Regions from separate parts of the Homo sapiens genome. Here region 1 is linked to region 2. A link is an interaction called in ENCODE POLR2A ChIA-PET data of the cell type or tissue named here. Cell type or tissue: PC-3. All regions are shown on one strand. Links, peaks and the distances in the headings refer to the core of each region. The heading gives the core; the rest is flanking DNA.

Region 1 (9,098 bases), core at 1,099-9,098, 93 kb after region 2:
TCATGGCCCAGATGCTGAGCCCCCAGCCACCCATATGGTGCCCCCCCCCCAACTGGTGGGAAGAAGCTTTAGGGTATGCAGCTGGGGAGGGAGTGAGGGAATGTCACCCACAGCTCTTTTGTCCCCCAGGTGGCGTCGTGGGCGGAATGGTGAGTAGATGGCTTTGTCTGGCCAACTGGGGCTCCCTTGGGTGGAGTGGGGAGGGGAGCACAAAGGAGGAAGGAGAAGGTACCTGGGACAGAAAGTGCCTCCTCCTGTCACAGTGATAGTCCTTATACCAGGAAGTTGGTGTAAACGGTGGAGACTCCTGGTAGAGTTCATGTTTCCACGCCCCCATACCCGGTCCCACCGCACCCTGGAGTCCAGCCATCACCAAGGTCTGGAGCTCAGTGCTGGGTGCAGACTTAGGGGTGGTGGGGGAAGGCACACCATAGATAGAAGATTCTCCTCTGGCCTCTTGGTCAGCACCCTCCCCCCAGCCTAAAAGATGTTTCGGGGAACTCCAGGGTCCCCAGGGAAAGGCGGGAGTGTCCTTTCCTTCTTCATCCTATTCATTCTCCCCTTTTGGCATCCTCACAGTTTTTCTGTACCTTCCCCGAGATGGTGGATAAACTTATCTTGCTGGACACGCCGCTCTTTCTCCTGGAATCAGATGTGAGAAGCGGGCTTTCGTGCATGCTGTCATTAGGGAGGACCTGGGCCCCGGGCAGCGCTCCCAGCCCTGTCTCCTTTGGTGGACACTAGGGAAGCACGAGGAGGCGGCAGAGGGTGGGAAAGGGGAGTCAGGGACCCGCTCCCCAACAGATGACACCCTTCTGCTGCTTATACCCCTAGCAGTGGTCAGGACAAGGGGTGTGGGGGACCCCTTGGAAACTGGATGTGTGGCTCGGGATCTGCAGAATGCCAGGCTGATCACGCAGTGGCAGGCAGTGGAAGAGGGCAGCGGCCATGGGTGGAAGATGTTCTAGGGCACACAGCTGGGCCGGCACACTGCACTCACACCCAGTCGAATGCCTTTGCACTGTGTCCACATTGCACCACCACACATGACAGCCCTAAATGTGAACTGAAGGAACAAGGACTGACCCCTCTGACCACCACTACCCATAACCAGTACTGTCTCTGCGTCTGAGTCCTGGCCTGGTTTACCTGCTGGGTGACCCCTGGCAAGTTACTTTGCCTCTCTGGGCCTTAGTTCCCGCACGTGTAAAATGAGGTTGGGCTCAATGACCTGGCCAGCTCTGACATCCTGTCATTTTCTTGCCAAGGTCTCAGCCTATCAGTTGTGACACAAGTCTCATCAGTTTCAGTTTTCTTGTCCATAGAATGACCACAGATCGGCCAGATGCGGTGGCTCACGCCTGTAATCCCAGCACTTTGGGAGGCCGAGGCTGGCGGATCACCTGAGGTCAGGATTTCGAGACCAGCCTGACCAACATGGAGAAATCCCGTCTCTACTGAAAGTACAAAATTAGCTGGGCGTGGTGGCACATGCCTGTCATCCCAGCTACTTGGGAGGCCGAGGCAGGAGAATCGCTTGAACCCAGGAGGCGGAGGTTGCAGTGAGCCGAGATTGCGCCATTGCACTCCAGCCTGGGCAACAAGAGGGAAACTCCGTCTCCAAAAAAAAAAAAAAAAAAAAAAAAAAAGAATGACGGCAGATCCCATAAGGATAAGGATCATGTCCATCTCTGTCACCACATCCCCAATCCTGGCACCTAGTAAGGGCTCAGTAAATGTTCCTTGCATGAGCTCAGCTAGCTCAGGGGCTATTATAAGGATCCAATTTACAGATGGCAGACAGCAGACACTCCCTTCTTTCTGCATTTCACCCACTGAATTGACAAGTGCAGTGCCCCCAGGGGCTTCCTCCTGGGCGAGTCAAGAGGGGCATTTGGTCCTCTTGTCCTGCATTCTCAGGCATGGGTAGATGGGAGATGCCCCCCTCTGCAGCCCCAGGCAGTGGGCCTGAGGCTGTCCTCACAGAGTGAGCCACACATCATGGGGGAGCTTGGAAGCCCCAGAAATGCGCCCTTTCTGCCAGTCCCTTTCTGCCACTGAGAATGATGGCATTCGTTGAACCAGATGAAACTGCCAACCCCAGATGGTTCGTGGCCTCCGGACCCTAATTTCATGCCTTTGCAAAGCACTTGGCAGTTGACAGAGATTCCCCTTCCTCTCCATCATCCCACCTGATCTCTTCAACTGTCCCTGGCCGCAGGCAAGACCAGGCTGGCTGTGACTGAGGCGAAGCAAAGACTCGTTCAGAATCGTGGGGCTGACTAGCCAGGGCTGGGGCTGTGTGCCCCTTTGCCGAGAGGGGCTCAGCTGAGAGCAGAGGGCAGGGCTAGGAGGGGCAGAGACCTCGTCTGCAGCCTGGATCCCTGCCCACCAGCCAACTGTGCCTCCTTAGGAAATGGAGAACTTGCTGACCTACAAGCGGAGAGCCATAGAGCACGTGCTGCAGGTAGAGGCCTCCCAGGAGCCCTCGCACGTGTTCAGCCTGAAGCAGCTGCTGCAGAGGTGGGTGCCCGGTGTGGACGGGGAGCTGGTGGGGTCCAGGGGAGGACATCCCGTGAGACGTGGAGAAGCTTCTTTCTCCCTCTCACCCAACAAGCCTGTTTCTCCCTGGGGTCACGCTGAGCACCAGGCTTCCCAGGGTCTTCAGGGACGTTCTCTCTTTCCCTCTGCCCCTGCTCCAGCCATGCCCCTTACTTCCAATACCCTCCCCACACCTCTCACGCACCCGCCTCTCTCCCAAGCACATGCTGCTTCCACGCCTTCTCTCCCCTCTGGGACTCCAGCCTGGGCTCCCTTACCTGGAATTCTCCCCTGTGCTTGCTCACTGGCTTCCCCACTCCTTGGGGCCTCAGCTGGGAACCCTGCCCTGACACCCCCAGGCAAGCTGTCCCTGCCCTGCAGGTAACCACACTGTCCAATAAGAGCCTATTGATTCCTCTGTTTCCCGAGGCATGTGAACTCCGCAACCCCCACTATGGCTGATTTGGTCATCTTTGTGCCTCCTGCATCTGGCAGTGGGCCTGGTAGGTCAGAGCTCCACACATATTTGTTGTCTGAAGGAGGAGAAGCCCCCCACTGCCCCACCACACGCACGCGCACACACACCCACACACACACACCCTGCCGCTGTAAACATGCAATCGAAACACGGGACACAGGCCAGGCGCAGTGGCTCACACCTGTAATCCCAGCACATTGGGAAGCTGAGGTGGGAAGATAGCTTGAGCCCAGGAGTTAGAGACCAGCCTGAGCGAGATAGCGAGACCCTGTATTTAAAAAAAAAAAAAAAAAAAAATTAGCTGGTCGTGGTGGCACACGCCTGTGGTCCCAGCTACTCAGCAGCCTTAGTTGGGAGGAGTGCTTAGCCCCAGGAGGTCGAGGCTGCAGACAGCCATGATCATGCCACTGCACTCCAGTTTGGGTGACAGTGAGACCCTGTTTCAAAAGGAAAACAAGGGCCGGGCACGGTGGCTCACGCCTGTAATCCCAGCTACTCAGGAGGCTGAGGCAGGAGAATCGCTTGAATGGGAGGCAGAGGTTGCCGTGAGCCGAGAGAGCACCACTGCACTGCAGCCTGGGCGACAGAGCGAGACTCCATCTCAAGAAAAAAAAAAAAAAAGAAATTACATAGGTGACATAATACATAATGATTGTCAATTTAACCGTTTGTAAGTGTGCACTTCAGTGGCATTAAATACAGTCGATGGAGGTGAGGAGAGGAGGGAGACATCCCAGGCACTGGCTGCTGCACAGGGAAAAGCTCGAAGTCAGCTCGGTGCATCTGTTGAGAGGGGGATTCCTGATAGAGGCTGTGAAGATTAAAGAGGGGAGGGGCAGGATGACAAAGGTTCTCAAAAAACAGCGTCCCATCTGGAGGCCTGTGTCACTGGAGACTTGTATTAATAGAAACTTGGCCATCTCTGCCAGTGAGGGGCTGTAGGACCTTGGGCAAGGTGCTTACCCTCTCTGAGCCTTGGTTGTCTCACGTGCAAAAAGAAAGTGCTTTCATTCGCTCAGCTGGTTTATGAGCAGCTTGGCTAGGGGAGCCAAGCCCTGGGCCTGCCTTTGAAGGGTTGTTGTCGAGACTAGGTGAGGTCATGTGTGTTGAGTGGCCTCGCACAGTGCTGTCGCTTCAGGTGCTCATGGCCTGTGCTATTTTGTGATTGTTAAAATATGGTAGAACATTGGACACATGTGAGACACTGTCATTAGAGGTGGGGATGCTCTAACTGCAGGGAGACCGCTGAGAGCTGCTGCCCAGGCCCAGGCCAAGAGATGAGGCTTGGACCAGGGCGTCAGCCAATGGTCTGGGAATGTTAACGTGTTTGTCTTTGATCCGTGTGGGATTTGTTCTTGAGCATGGTGTCAGATAGTGATTCATTTTCTTTTTTTTTTTTCATGTTTTAAAAGTTCTATTTTTCTTTATTATTATTATTATTATTATTATATTATTATTATTATTGATACAGAGTCTCGCTCTTGTTGCAAAGGCTGGAGTGCAATGGCACCATCTCAGCTCACTGCAACGTTCGCCTCCCAGGTTCGAGTGATTCTCCTGTCTCAGCCCCCAAGTAGCTGGGATTACAGGCACCCACCACCACACCTGGCTAATTTTTGTGTTTTTAGTGGAGATGGGGTTTCACCATGTTGTCCAGGCTGGTCTCGAACTCCTGACCTCAGGTGATCTGCCTGCCTCGACCTCCCAAAGTGCTGGGATTACAGGCATGAGCCACAGTGTTCGGTCTATTTGAATTGTAGAGACAGGGTCTCCCTCTGTCACCCAGACTGGAGTGCCATGGCTCAATCATGGCTCACGCAGCCTCAACCTCCTGGGCTGAAGTGATCTTCCCACCTCAGCCTCCCGAGTAGCTAGGACTACAGGTGTGCGCTATCACACCCAGCTAAGTTTTTTACTTTTGTAGAGACAGGGTCGTGCCATGTTGCCCAGGCTGGTCTTGAATGCCTGGGCTCAAGCTATCCTCCCGCCTGTTTCCCAAAGTACTGGGATTATAGGTGTGAGCCACTGCAGCCAGCCATTGTAATTGTTTTTCTAGATGAACAGCTAGTTATTCCAATACCAGCTGTTGGGTGGTCCTCCCTACCCACTAAGGCTCACTCACTGGTGGTTTGTCCCTTGTGTGTGCTGACCTTCGTGGTGGGAGTTTATTGCCAGATCCTAGTCAATCTGACTTTTGGAGATGCCCCTTTCCCTGTCCTTAGGGACCATGTCTTATGTGACCTGATCTGTAGTGGGATCTGTGATCACCCATAATGCTGGAAGGAGGAGGCTTCCCAGGGATGGAAAGACTTCGTTAGGACATAAACTAAATTGCAGAAGATACACATTCCAAGATGGGGCTGGCCCAAAATTCTTTTTTTTTATTTTTATTTTTTAAATTTCTGGCCAGGTGCAGTGGCTCACGCCTGTAATCCCAGCACTTTAGGAGGCCGAGGCAGGCAGATCACTTGAGGCCAGGAGTTAAAGACCAGCCTGGCCAACATGGTGAAACCCTGTCTCTACCAAAAAATACAAAAATTAGCCGGGAGTGGTGACACACACCTGTAGTCCCAGCCACTTGGGAGGCTGAGGCAGGAGAATCGCTTGAACCCGGGAGGCGGAGGTTGCGGTAAGCTGAGATCACGCCATTGCACTCCAGCCTGGGCAACAAGAGCAAAAAAAAAAAAAAAAAAAGGTTCTATAAATTCTTCTCATATTTTTATTTAACATCCACAATGTGATTTAAGATGTAATCAACATAAAGCTTGATTGCATTATTTTGCATGCTGTTTTCCAAATCCAGCTTCGTGTCACACCTACAGCACATCTCACTCAAGCTGGCCACATCCCCGCCATCCAGACGTAAAACAGTCACAAGACAGGGCAGGCAGGGCCGCGGAGGAGGCTGGCTGGGGCCATCACGGAGTGCCCATCCTGCACTGTGGTCCCAGCAAGTTTCTTTCTCCTGGCAAGAAGCCTGTCCCAGGCTGGCAGGGGACAGCGTGAGGTGCAGCCTATGGACTGGGAAAGGGGTGTGGAAGGGCCACACCTAAGTCCTAAAATCCAGGCCCAAAAGTGGCCCAACTCACTTCTCTGACTTTAATCACACAGCCATACCTGGTGGCAAAGGAGTATTGGAAATGGAGTCAGGCTGGGTAGCCACGAGCCCAGGAAGAGGGGAGAACAGACTTGGAGAGGGCAGGAGTCTCTGGCCACCAGGGGCTAAAGAGCCTTCGATGAGGCAGTGATGTGGGGTCCTGGGCTCAGACCCAGGGTGGGTGGCTAAGGTGCCCTCGCCAGGGCTTAGCCACCCCAACAGAGATGGGTTTCGTGCCCACGAGAGTGCCTGTGCCTTGTGACGAGAATTCACCATGTTTTTGTCTCTGCAGGCAGAGAACAGCATTGACTTCGTCAGCAGGGAGCTGTGTGCGCATTCCATCAGGAAGCTGCAGGCCCATGTCCTGTTGATCAAGTGAGTCTGGACCCATCCCCTTCAGTCACCCCCCAAGGAGACATGGGCGCCAGGAATCTCTGGGAGGGGGCCCTGGCATGAGGCTCCAAGTTCTCTGCGTGTCGACCACATCGCTAAGACTCAAGATCTTTTTTGGGAAGCCCCCCTGGCAGCAGGGTCATGGAAGGAGGAAGGTCAGAGGAGGGGAGGGCTCAGGCAGCAGGGGATGGGCCGGGGCTGTCCCATGCCTTTCCACAGGTGTCAGCGGGGGGCATGCCCAGGTAAGGCTCCATAACCAGTGAGCCCAGTCTCGACTCACTGCAACCTCTGCCTCCTGGATTCAAACGATTCTCCTGCCTCAGCCTCCCGAGTAGCTGGGACTACAGGCGCCCGCCACCACGCCTGGCTTATTTTTGTATTTTTAGTAGAGACGAGGTTTCGCCATGTTGGCCAGGCTGCTCTCCATCTCCTGACCTCATGATCCGCCTGCCTCGGCCTCCCAGTGTTGGGATTACAGGCGAGAGCCACCGTGCGTGGCCCACCATAGACGATTTTTAAGCCATAAAAAGAAACGAAGCACTGACATGGGCTCCAGCATGGATGAGCCTTGAAAACATCGCACTAAGTGGATGAAGTCAGACACAACCGTCTACGTGTTGTATGGCTGCATTCACGTTCAAGTCCAAATAGGACACACGGCAGAGACAAAGCCAGGTCATGGTTGCTCAGGACCGGAAGCCTGTTGGGGGTGGGGGGGTGGGGTGTGTGTGTGTGTGTGTAAGCTCAGAGGTTTGCGATTTCTTTGGGGGTGATGAAAATGTAATTGTGACGATGGTCTCACAACTCAATGTATTAAAAACCACGGGATTGTAGACTTTTTTTTTTTTTTTTTTGAGATGGAGTCTGGCTCTGTCGCCCAGGCTGGAGTGTAGTGGTGCAATCTCAGCTCACTGCAAGGTCCGCCTCCCGGGTTCACGCCATTCTCCTGCCTCAGCCTCCGGAGTAGCTGGGACTACAGGCACCCACCACCAAGCCCGGCTAATTTTTGTATTTTTAGTACAGACAGGGTTTCACCATGTTAGCCAGGATGGTCTCATCTCCTGACCTCGTGATCCACCCGCCTCAGCCTCCCAAAGTGCTGGGATTACAGGCGTGAGCCACCATACCCGGCCAGGATTGTAGACTTTCAATGGGAGGATTGTGAAGACATAAATTCTCTCTCAGAGCAAGTGTGGGCTCCAGCGCCTGTTCAGATCCCAGCTCTGCTGTTCAGGGCTGACTGTGACCAAGTCCTGAACTCCCTGCGCCCCAGCAAGGCTGTGCCTTCAGCACTTGCTTGCGCCTGGCTTGTGCCAGCTGAGCGTGAGCTGAGATTAACTGAGCCTCAAATCCAACCCAGGGTCAAGGGACCCAGCTGTGGGAGTTGGGGTAGCCCAGGCTTTGGTTTCTCCTCAGAGGCCTGAACCCAGGGCAGGATGGGGGCACCGCTGGGAGGCGGTTCTAAGATGAACCCCAACAACCCCCAACTCCTCACTTTCCAGAGCAGTCCACGGATATTTTGATCCAAGAGAGAATTACTCTGACAAGGAGTCCCTGTCGTTCATGATAGACACAATGAAATCCACCCTCAAAGAGGTAAGGCGGGGCTCAGGCAGCTGGTGTCCAGCCACTGTCGCCCACTCTGGTCCCACCTCACCCATCTCTTCTCATGCACTGGGAAAGACCCCTGGTCTGCCCCCAGGCCCAACAAGTGACCACCAGGATCTATCAGGCCTCATGCTCCAGTGATCAGTCCCTAGAGGCCTGGGGACACATGTAATCAGAATTTAAGAAACAGAGACCTTTGGTGGGGAGGTTCTTTACCATCCTCAAGTACCCACCCCTCCTTCTTGGGGCCAGGCACAATTAGGTGACCCAACTGCCAGAGACAGTCCCACATTTTTTGAGAGACAGGGTCTCATTCTGTTGCTCAGGCTCAGTCATAGCTCACTGCAGCCTCAAACTCCTGGGCTCAAATGATCCTCCCACCTCAGCCACCTGAGTAGGTGGCACTACAGGCGCATGCCATCATGCCCAGCTAATAGTCACACTTTTTTTTTTTTTTTGAGATGGAGTCTCACTCTGTCGCTCAGGCTGGAGTGCAGTGGGAAGATCTCAGCTTACTGTAACCTCCACCTCCCGGGTTCAAGCGACTCTCGTGCCTCAGCCTCCTGAGTAGCTGGGATTACAGGCACCTGCCACCATGCCCAGCTAATTTTTATATTTTTAAGAGATGGGGGTTCACCATGTTGGCCAGGCTGGTCTCAAACTCCTGACCTCAGGCGATCCGCCCACCTTGGCCTCCCAAAGTGCTGGTTTTGCAGATGGGAGCCACCATGCCCAGCCTAGTCTCACTTTATAGGCTCCCAAACCACAGCAGAACACCTGGCTGCCTCATCCCTCTGCACCCATCACGCCAGTGGGCATGCTGGCTGTAGGTGGGGATGGCCTTTGCCCGGGTTCCTGGGAGCACCTGGTGTTTTATGGTCACCTACCCACTTACACCTGACCCTGGGGCCTCTGCAGTTTTCTTGGCGTTGTCACCACAAAAGGAAGAAGCCCACCTGTGGCTGGCTGGCTGGCCGCCAG
Region 2 (9,186 bases), core at 607-8,606:
CACACGGAGTGCCAACCACATGCCAGGCACATGAGCATGATTTCCCCAGCACTGCCTATTGTCAGCCACCAGCCCATATGGGCACCATCTCCTTCAACCTCATCCAAGTCCTTGGAAGGCAGAGGATCGCCATGAAGACCAGGCCCAAGATCACATCGGGCAAGCAGCAGGACAGAGGTTCAAACCCAGGTCTATGGGATTCCGAAGCCCCCAGCTCCTTCCAGGGGATCGCAGAGGTAGGTCAGAGAATCAGGGCTTTGGTGATGGGCTCACTCATAACTTTTGGGATCATCACTCCTTTGAGAATGTGATGAAAACTGGCTGGGTGTGCTGGCTCATGCCTGTAATCCCAACACTCTTGGAGGCTGAGGTGGGCGGATCACTTGAGGTCAGGATTCGAGACCAGCCTGGCCAACATGGCGAAATCTTGTCTCTATTAAAAATACAAAAAGTAGCCAGGTGTGGTGGTGGACATCTGTAATCCCAGGTACTTGGGAGGCTGAGGCATGAGAATCGCTTGAACCCAGGAGGCAGAGATTGCAGTGAGCCAAGATTGGGCCAGTGCACTTCAGCCTGGGTGACAGAGCGAGACTCTGTCTCAAAAAAAAAAAAAAAGAGAGAGCATGATGAAAACTAAAGATCTGTCTCTGGAAAGGTGTATTATACATGAGCCAAGTGCTCACATACACGAGGCCCCCACAAATACATACATGCACATACCTAGTTCTGCAGAAGTTCCCCCACCATGATGCCCATGGCACACTGAGACCAAGGGCCCAAGGGAGCTCTTTTAGGTCACCTGCCAGCGGCGTTCAGGAGCAGATCTGCATGCCCGGCCCTGCCCTTTCCACACCCAGATGGAGCCCTGGCACAGCCGTAGGCCGGGGCTCCCTGAAGTGGGTCTGCCTGCTTTGCCAATGCTGGTAGACAAGGCAAACCATTCTCTATTTCTTTTCTTTTCTTTTTTTTTTTTTTTTTTTTTTGAGATGGAGTTTTGCTCTTGTCACCCAGGCTGGAGTGCAATGGTGCGATCTAGGCTCACTGCAACTTCCCATCCTGGGTTCAAGAAATTCTTATGCCTCAGCCTCCTGAGTAGCTGGGATTACAGGCACCTGCCACCATGCCCAGCTAATTTTTGTGTTTTTAGTAGAGACGGGGTTTCACCATGTTGGCCAGGCTGGTCTCGAATCCCTGACCTCAGGTGATCCACCCGCCTCAGCCTCCCAAAGTGCTGGGATGTGTGAGCCACTGCGCCTGGCCCCATTCTCTATTTCCGATCCAAAGTCCCAAACTGCCATTTGAAACCTCTGTGTCCTTTGCCCTGGAAGAGCCACAGAGGAAGCCTTACCTCTGACCAGGATGAAGGTGCCGCTGCCTCTCACCGTGGAGTGTGGCCAGTGGACAGAGCAGTAGTAGGTGCCAGTGGCCGATGCTCCCGGCAGCACAAGGGTGACCTGGCAGTCCAGGGTGTGGCTCTGGTTCTCTGTGCCCAGTCCAGGGTGGCAGTTTGTTGGCTTCTTAGGGCTCCTCTGTCCCTGGAGATCTTCATGAAAGTAGCTGACTGTGAAAACCTTGAATTGGGGAGTGTATGGATAGGTGATCCTGCAGCTGAAGGAGATAGCTGTGTTGGCCAGGGAGGCCATGATGGGCAGGCCGGTGTGGGTCACTGACTGTCCTCCTGGAGGGGAAGCAAAGGGAGAGAGCAACAGGTCACTTGAGGCTGCCTCAGTCCCACCCACTTGCCTGTTAAGGCTCACGACCGGGTGCGGTGGCTCACACCTGTAATTCCAACACTTTGGGAGGCCGAGGCAGGCGGATCACTGGAGGTCAGGAGTTCAAGACTAGCCTGGCCAACATGGTGAAACCCCGTCTCTACTAAAAATACAAAAATTAGCCAGGCTAACTTTTTTATGCCCATAACCCCAGCACTTTGGGAGGCTAAGGTGGGCCGATCACCTGAGGTCAGGAGTTTGAGACCAGCCTGGCCAACATGGCAAAACCTGTCTCTATTAAAAATACAAAGATTAGCCAGGTGTGGTAGTGTATGCCTGTAATCCCAGCTACTCGGGAGACTGACGCAGGAGAATCGCTTGAACCTGGGAGGCTGAGGTTGCAGTGAGCAGAGATCATGCCACTGCACTCTAGCCTGGGCGACAAGAGCAAGAGTCCGTCTCAGAAAAAAAAAAAAGAAAGACAAGTCTCGTGCATCGTGTGAGCTTACCTCTGCAGGTGCAGCCCCTACCTCTCCTGCACTTGCTGTGTGCCGGAGTTGTGCCAAGCATATTACGCACACCACTCTACCTCTCCTAATATACCCCAAGGCAAAGTGAGAGCCCCTGTTTTATGAAGAAGAAGAGTCTGAGGGTCAGGGAGTTGAAGCACTTAGCTCCAGATTCCTCAGCAGGTAGAGAGTGGAGCTACAACCCCATCCAGGGCTGGGGAACACCAGAGCCTGCGCTCCCAACCCCTCTTCTTCCCAAAGGCCAAGAGGCCACCTGGGATCAAAGCACAGGCCTGAGAAGAGAGAAAGCTGGTGATGGATGAGAAATAAAGAAGGAGGCAGGAAAACAAAATAAAGAAACCCAAGCGTTTCCTGGCGGTAGACAGAGAGGGAGGCAGGTCTGCCCACAGTTCTCCCCGTGCCAAAGTAAGGAGGCATTCAGGCAGCGGGAGACACAAACCTCTCCCGGACTCTGGGCTCGGAGAGGATTTGTCAGGTTTTTTACAGTATAACAGGCAACATCCTGAGAGCAGTTTTTCCAACAACGCAGAGGTGCTCCACGTGGGGCCATTTCGGCTGTGATCATGATGTCAATGACCATGACAAAGCCAGTTTTGTAGGAGCCACCCCTCCCCCCACTCATCAGAGGCACCTCAGAAAACAGTTTGAAAATTCCCAAAGCAGCAGCCCTGCCTGGGGGGCTCTAACCCCTGCTGCAGGCCTCTGAGATGCTGTTTGGATCCTGGGCTGGGGGCAGCAGCCGCCCCCTGCCCCAGACTTCAGCTGCACAGGCCCCTCGGCTTTAGCGCTCCTGGGTTCTCCAGGCCCCTCCTTCTCCAGCAGCTGAGCAGCAGACAGTTCTAAATTGAGGTCGGCAGCCAGCAGCCAAGAACATGCAGGCCGGATTGTTAATCGGGAGAAGATCGTGTCTTTGAGATGCTCAGAGGAGCCGCAAGATTTATTTTATTGGGGAAAGAGAGGTGTGGGCCCTGCCTGTGGTGTGGGGCTGGAGGGAGGCCAGGCTCATCTCTTCCCAGGTCTCTTCAGTTCAGCTCTGAGCCAGAGCTCTGGGAAGGGGGTCCCAAAGGGAGGCCAGCCTTCTGGAAGATGCGGGAACAGAGATGGAGTTGGCCCTGTGCGTCAGTTAATCCCTCAAAATTCTGGCAATGCTGATATTTTGAGCTTCCTGTTGAGCCACTAAAGAGACACCCCCAGGCTGGGCAGGGTGGCTCATGCCTGTAATCCTAGCACTTTGGGAGGCCGAGGCGGGTGGATTGCTTGAGGCCTGGAGTTCGAGACCAGCCTGGCTAACATGGTGAAACCCCGCCTCTACTAAAAATACAAAAAAAGAAAAAAAAATCAGGAGCCGCGGTGGCTCAGGCCTGTTGTCCTGTCACATAAGAAGGCAAGGCCAGGCATTTGAGACCAGCCTGGACAACACAGAAAGCCCTCATCTATATAACAACAATAATAACAACAACAACAAAAATTTGGCCAGGGCTGTTGGCTCATGCCCGTAATCCCAGCACTTTGGGAAGCCAAGGTGGGCAGATCTCTTGAGGTCAGGAGTTCAAGATCAGTTTGGCCAACATGGCAAAACCCCGTCTCTACTAAAAATAAAAATATTAGCCAGGTGTGGTGGTGGGCACCTGTAATCCCAGCTACTCAGGAGGCTGAGGCAGGAAAATCGCTTGAATCTGGGAGGTGGAGGTTGCAGTGAGCCAAGATCGCGCCACTGCACTCCAGCCTGAATGACAGAGCAAGACTTCGTCTCAAAAAAAACAAAAAGAAGAAAGAAAGAAAAAGAGAGACACACCCTCCCTCAAAGAACTAAAGGCACTCACAGTTCCAGGGAATCGACTCACATGTCGGCAGTCACAGTGGGTTCGACTTGTAATTGACATAACGACACTCGCTTGTGAAATGTCATTCCAGGGAGCTGGCACCCGGGCCCCCTCCAGGGCTCCCCTCTGGTGGACGGAGCAGGGGGGATTTTACCCTGGACTTTGTATCTCCGGACTCTACTGCAGGATTGCTGCTGTTTAATGATAACATTACATTCATTTTGTCATAAAACTAAGAGCCTTGCTTCAGGGCACGGACTTATCCGAGATGGGACAGGGGCAGGGTAGGCATATAGAGATGGGGGCTGTTATATTGTCCCCCAGGGACCCAGGTGGGCTGGGATGGTGGCGCGTGTCTGTAATCCCAGCTACTCAGGAGCCAAAGCAGAAGGACCTCTTGAAGCCAGGAGTTCAAGGCCAGCCTGGGCATCAAATTTTTTTTTTTTTAAATTAAAAAAATTTTTTTTTAGAGACAAGAGGGGTAGAGTGAACCACAAATGACATCACCACCGACCCTGCCCAGCAGCCCTGCACAGCACTCACAGGCCACTGCCCCCTCTGTGTACCTACCCTGTGGCCCCCTCGACCTGTGACCTCCATATCCTCACCCGGGGCCTCCTGCTCCTCCTCACAGTGTATCTAAGAGGCCACTCCAGGGGGAGGGCAGATACACTGTCAGCACCATGAAACCTTCCTGCTTGTCCTGGGCAGGAAGACTTCAGACCAATTTCTTTAAAAATTCTCCCTGTCTGAGGTATCCTTCTAGAAAATGATGAACTCTGCTACTGCAATTAAGCCGATCTTTACAATTCCAGGGAAATCTATAAAAACAGACGTCCGTTGTTCTATATTCTTTTGGGATTCATTTCTTTAAGGTCACCGAGTTAGGCTCATGACAATGCACTGCTCTGGCTTAGATCAGCCACAGCGAGGAGAGGCTTCGAAACGAGAACCTCAGACCTCTGATGAAACTGCTGTGTCCAAAAAGTAAAGAGAGGAAGCCGTCTCTGACGAGCTCAGTCAATAACAACGTCCAGTCTGGAGACGTCAGGCCAAAAAACCCGGGGGAGGAGAGGAGGTCCGCAGTTACAGCCAAGACCTCTGGGTTCTGGCCTGCGAATGTAGCTCACCACCTCCCCTGCACCTACACCTTCCTTTCTTTCTTTCTTTCTTTTTTTTTTTTTTTTTTTTTTTGAGATGGAGTCTCGCTCTGTCGCCCAGGCTGGAGTGCGATGGCGCGATCTCAGCTCACTGCAAACTCTACCTCCTGGGTTCACGCCATTCTCCTGCCTCAGCCTTCCGAGCAGCTGGGACCACAGGCACCCGCCACCATGCCTGGCTAATTTTTTGTATTTTTAGTAGAGACGGGGTTTCACCGTGTTAGCCAGAATGGTCTCAATCTCCTGACCTCGTGATCTGCCCACCTCGGCCTCCCAAAGTGCTGGGATTACAGGCGTGAGCCACCGCGCCCGGCCTGCACCTTCCTTTCAATGGGGCATCAGCACCCCAGAGCTGGAATCCTGCAACTGCCCAGCTCCCACCCCATCTCCTGGACCCGTGCCTCCCAGAGGCCCCTTCAGGGGTGTAGGCTGTAGAGGTCTAGGCCCTAGTTGGCTGCCAACTAGAAGCGGTCCCCCGTGAAGGCACAGTGCTGATAGGTTTCACGGTCATTTCCAAGTCCACAAATTCTTTTCAGCTGTCATTTGTTTGTGCCTCCCACAAACATTGAAGGGGTACCAGTTAGGTCACAGGCCCTGTCCCAGACCAGGAGGGGCTCCCTGCCGTGGCAACATCCCCAGTCCAAAAGGGAAGGAGCAGAAAGAGCCTGAGGCAGAAGGGCTGGTATGGGGAGCATTGAGTTTGCCTGGGATGAGGTTGGGGTGCAGGGTTTGTGGCCCGGGGGTCTAGAGGGTGTCCATGACCCAGAAGTAGGAACCCACAGACAGAAGGAAAAGAAAAATTACAGGAATTGTATCCTGGCTTGGTGTGACACAGGTCCTATGTCAATTAAACACCACGACGATCCTAGGCGGCAACTATTGCAACCGCGTTCTGGAGCGGGTCTAGCTAGGAGTGGTGGCACACGCCTGTAGTTCCAGCTACTCAGGAAGTCGAAGCAGGAGGATCGCTTGAGCCCAGGAGTTTGAGACCAGCCTGAGCACATAGTGAAATCCCATCTCAAAACCAAAACCAAAAAGCAGAGGATCTTAAAGGCCCAAAACCACAGAGATCATGAGTGGTGGGGCCAGGCTTCGGACCCCAGTTGGTCTGGCTGTGTTGAGGAAGAAGAGCCAGCACCCAGGCTGGGAAGCTGTCATCAGATATGGCAGGGGGTGCTCACATTGGCACTGGGCACAGTAGCCATCAGATGCTAATAAGAGGTTTGTCAGAACCCTGGTGGGCCTCACAAATTTTCACCACCAGATGGCCAACAAGTGGCTACTTGGCTCCAGGATCACATGGAGACCACGGGGTCACAGAAGGTGGGTGTAGAGGGGGCTGGGGAGAGCTGCAGGGCATCCGGCCTGCCCCGGGGGTGCCTGCTTCTCACCCCAGGCTGAGAGGGGCTTTAGCGGGACCCTGGCTGAACTTGAGCAGTATTCCCTGAGTGAGGGCACTCGGCCGCTATCTATCTCATGCCAGGGCGTGGTGTGGCTGCATCATGCTTTGTCCCTTTTCTGGCAAAGGCAGTATGTCCCCATGGGATAACGTGGTCCGGGGCAGTGAGCTGGCTGAGTGTCCTTCTAGACTGGCTCATGCAGCTGCCTAGAGGGGCCCACGGCCTGGAGAGGAAGACCAGGGTGGATACCAGACGCCGGGGGCTGAGGAGGGAGTGAGAGCCACAGAATTCCAGTTAGCAATCCCCCACTTCCGTGGGGGCCCCAACGGACTCCACGCAACACCGCAAGCACGCAGAGCCCAGGGCCAGCCTCCCCCGCACCTGACAAGGCAGGTCTTTTCTGCCTCCACCCAGGTTGACCGGTGGGGACGGACAAGGAAGGGGTCTGGGTGGGAAAGAGAAGAGGCACCTCGCCCCTCACCCTCACACAGGCTTCAGGTGGCCTGGGGAACCACTTCAGCTTTAGAGTTTGAAGTTTTGTCTGTTACACAGGGTTAGAGATGTGAAGAACTGGGACGCATTTGTGACTTTCGGTGACCATAGAACTTTGACTTAGAGTGACCAGAGGAGCTGAGTTTTGCCAGGAGAAATCCCCCAGCACCAAGGGGCCTAGAGGGCCCAGGAGCTGCTCCCAGCTGCTTTTCTGGTTATTCTCCAGGTCCCATGGGATCTGGGGCAGGCAGAGCTGGAACAGGTCCTGGGGCGCAGGGAGGAAACGTCTCAAGGAGCCCCAGGTGTTTTCTGTGCAGGGAACGGATTTGAGAACTTCCCTTCCACTTAGAGAGTTTAGGAGGATTTGAGATTTGCCCTGTGGAGAGCGGGGCCTGGAGGTGGCTGCAAGGAGCACCCCTGAGGCTCAGGGAGGGCAGAGTTGGGGCAGAGAGTGAGGAGGGGCTGGTGAGGACCTGAACTCTCCTGCCTGGCCTGCCCTGCTGCAGGGGCAGGGAGTTTGGCCCAGGGGGAGTTTTCTGAACAGGAGCTTCTTGAACCTGCTGAATGTGGATAGGATGGTGCAGGGAGAGGGGAGAGGGCACCCATAGTGAGGACCATGGGGGAGGAGGGGTGGAGCAGGAGGGCAGCAGGGCCATCAGAGGCAGGGTTGCCACACGGTGTCTGGGAGGGCCCCCGCCCCGTCCCCGGGCTTGGCTGTTTGTTTTGAGTCTTCAACTCCTCTCCTGTGCCTCCCCACCCCCACAGAACTGCAAGCGCAGACATCTCATCTGGGCAGCGCCGTGGATCCCTGCTTAGTCTGCCCACCCTGCTTTACAGGAGACTGTGTTTTGGGGGGTGACACACCCTCCATCCCTCACTTCTCTGCAGCTCCAGGGAAGTCCCTCCCACACTGTGAGGAAGCCTTGGGCCTGGCCAGAAATAGGGGCGATGAGCGGGGGCGTTTGGGAAAAGCCCAGGTTCTGGAGGCAACAGGCCTGGATGCGGCTCCTGGCTCTGCCACTTCAAGGCTGTGCAACTTGGGCAGCTGGCTTTACTTCTCTGACCTCAGTGTCTCCCCACAACACAGGGGGAGCAACAATGCCAGCCTTAAGGGGTTGTGGTGGGATTAATTGGGACCTGGAACCCAGCTACTTGCCACGGGCCAGGCTGCCTTTCCCCAGGGACAAGAATGAGACAGGGAGTCCTCCTTGGGGATCTACAAAGGCAAATCCCAGCTGGGTGTGGTGGCTCATGCCTATTAACCCCAGCACTTTGGGAGGCCGAGGCAGGCAGATCACATGAGGTCAGAAGTTCAAGACCAGCCTGGCCAACATGGTGAAACCCCTTCTATACTAAAAATACAAAAAAGTATCTGGGTGTAGTGGCACAAGCCTATAGTCTCAGATACTTGGGAGGGTAAGGCAAGAGAATCGCTTGAACCCAGGAGGCGGAGATTGCAGTGAGCCGAGATCGCACTGCTACACTCCAGCCTGGGTGACAAGAGCTATCTCTGTTTTTTTTTTTTTTAAAAGGCAAATGCCAGCCCTATACCCTTCTGCCGGGTTAAATGACATGCCCTCAGTGCAGGGCACATAGGCCCTGATGGTCCAGGCACAGAAGGACCCCCAGGGGTCTTTCCCTGACCCAGACTTGGGCACTGTCCCTGTCCCGGGCGCTGGCCTGGCCTGGCTGAAGGCCCCTCAGGGGTGTGGTGTGTGCAGGGCTGGGGGCATGAACAGCCCTCTGCCTTCAGCCTCCAGCTGCTCTTCTCCCACCCTTGTTGGGAAAGAGTTTGTCAACCGCCCACGGGTGCCTGAGTCCTTCCTTTTCCGGTTCTTCTTATGAATCTGTGGCTGCTTGAACTTGGAGTTTGAGAGCTGGGCGGAGTTGCTATCCTCCCACACCTGGCGCGGGGACCACATGCCGAGTGAGTCCCTGGCGGGGTGTGCCCCCACGTGTTTGTGTGCCCACCTGGCAGCTTTCCTGTGGATCACTGATGTTCAGGATCAGACCTGCCCACCACCTGCACAACGCCCCCATCCCTCCAACTCAACAGCTCCCATCCAGTC

Evidence for each region. ChIA-PET counts read pairs that join two places held together with the same protein. Peaks named below come from ENCODE experiments on the same cell type or tissue, not always from the same donor. Only the 100,000 strongest peaks of a DNase experiment are listed, where the experiment ranks them.
Region 1: POLR2A ChIA-PET joins it to region 2 with 12 read pairs; 2 of 35 experiments call an interaction of 5 or more read pairs at or near these places.

Annotation. Positions count from the first base shown.
Region 1 is chr22:42,502,620-42,511,717 of GRCh38, forward strand. It overlaps RRP7A (ribosomal RNA processing 7 homolog A), which reads right to left. Exons shown (of 7, transcript NM_015703.5): 7 at 5,725-9,098. LOC101927372 (a long non-coding RNA gene) reads right to left here and starts at 3,240. Exons shown (of 2, transcript XR_938283.3): 1 at 3,201-3,240; 2 at 1-740. It also overlaps the pseudogene SERHL. RefSeq lists enhancers at 1,975-2,608, 5,714-6,413, 6,414-7,112. In PC-3, for the core only: no CTCF peak of the experiment used is centred there; no DNase peak of the experiment used is centred there.
Region 2 is chr22:42,410,059-42,419,244 of GRCh38, forward strand. NFAM1 (NFAT activating protein with ITAM motif 1) reads right to left here. Exons shown (of 6, transcript NM_145912.8): 2 at 1,349-1,678. Among named protein-coding and RNA genes, the nearest start is that of NFAM1, 18 kb to the right of the region's middle. In PC-3, for the core only: no CTCF peak of the experiment used is centred there; no DNase peak of the experiment used is centred there.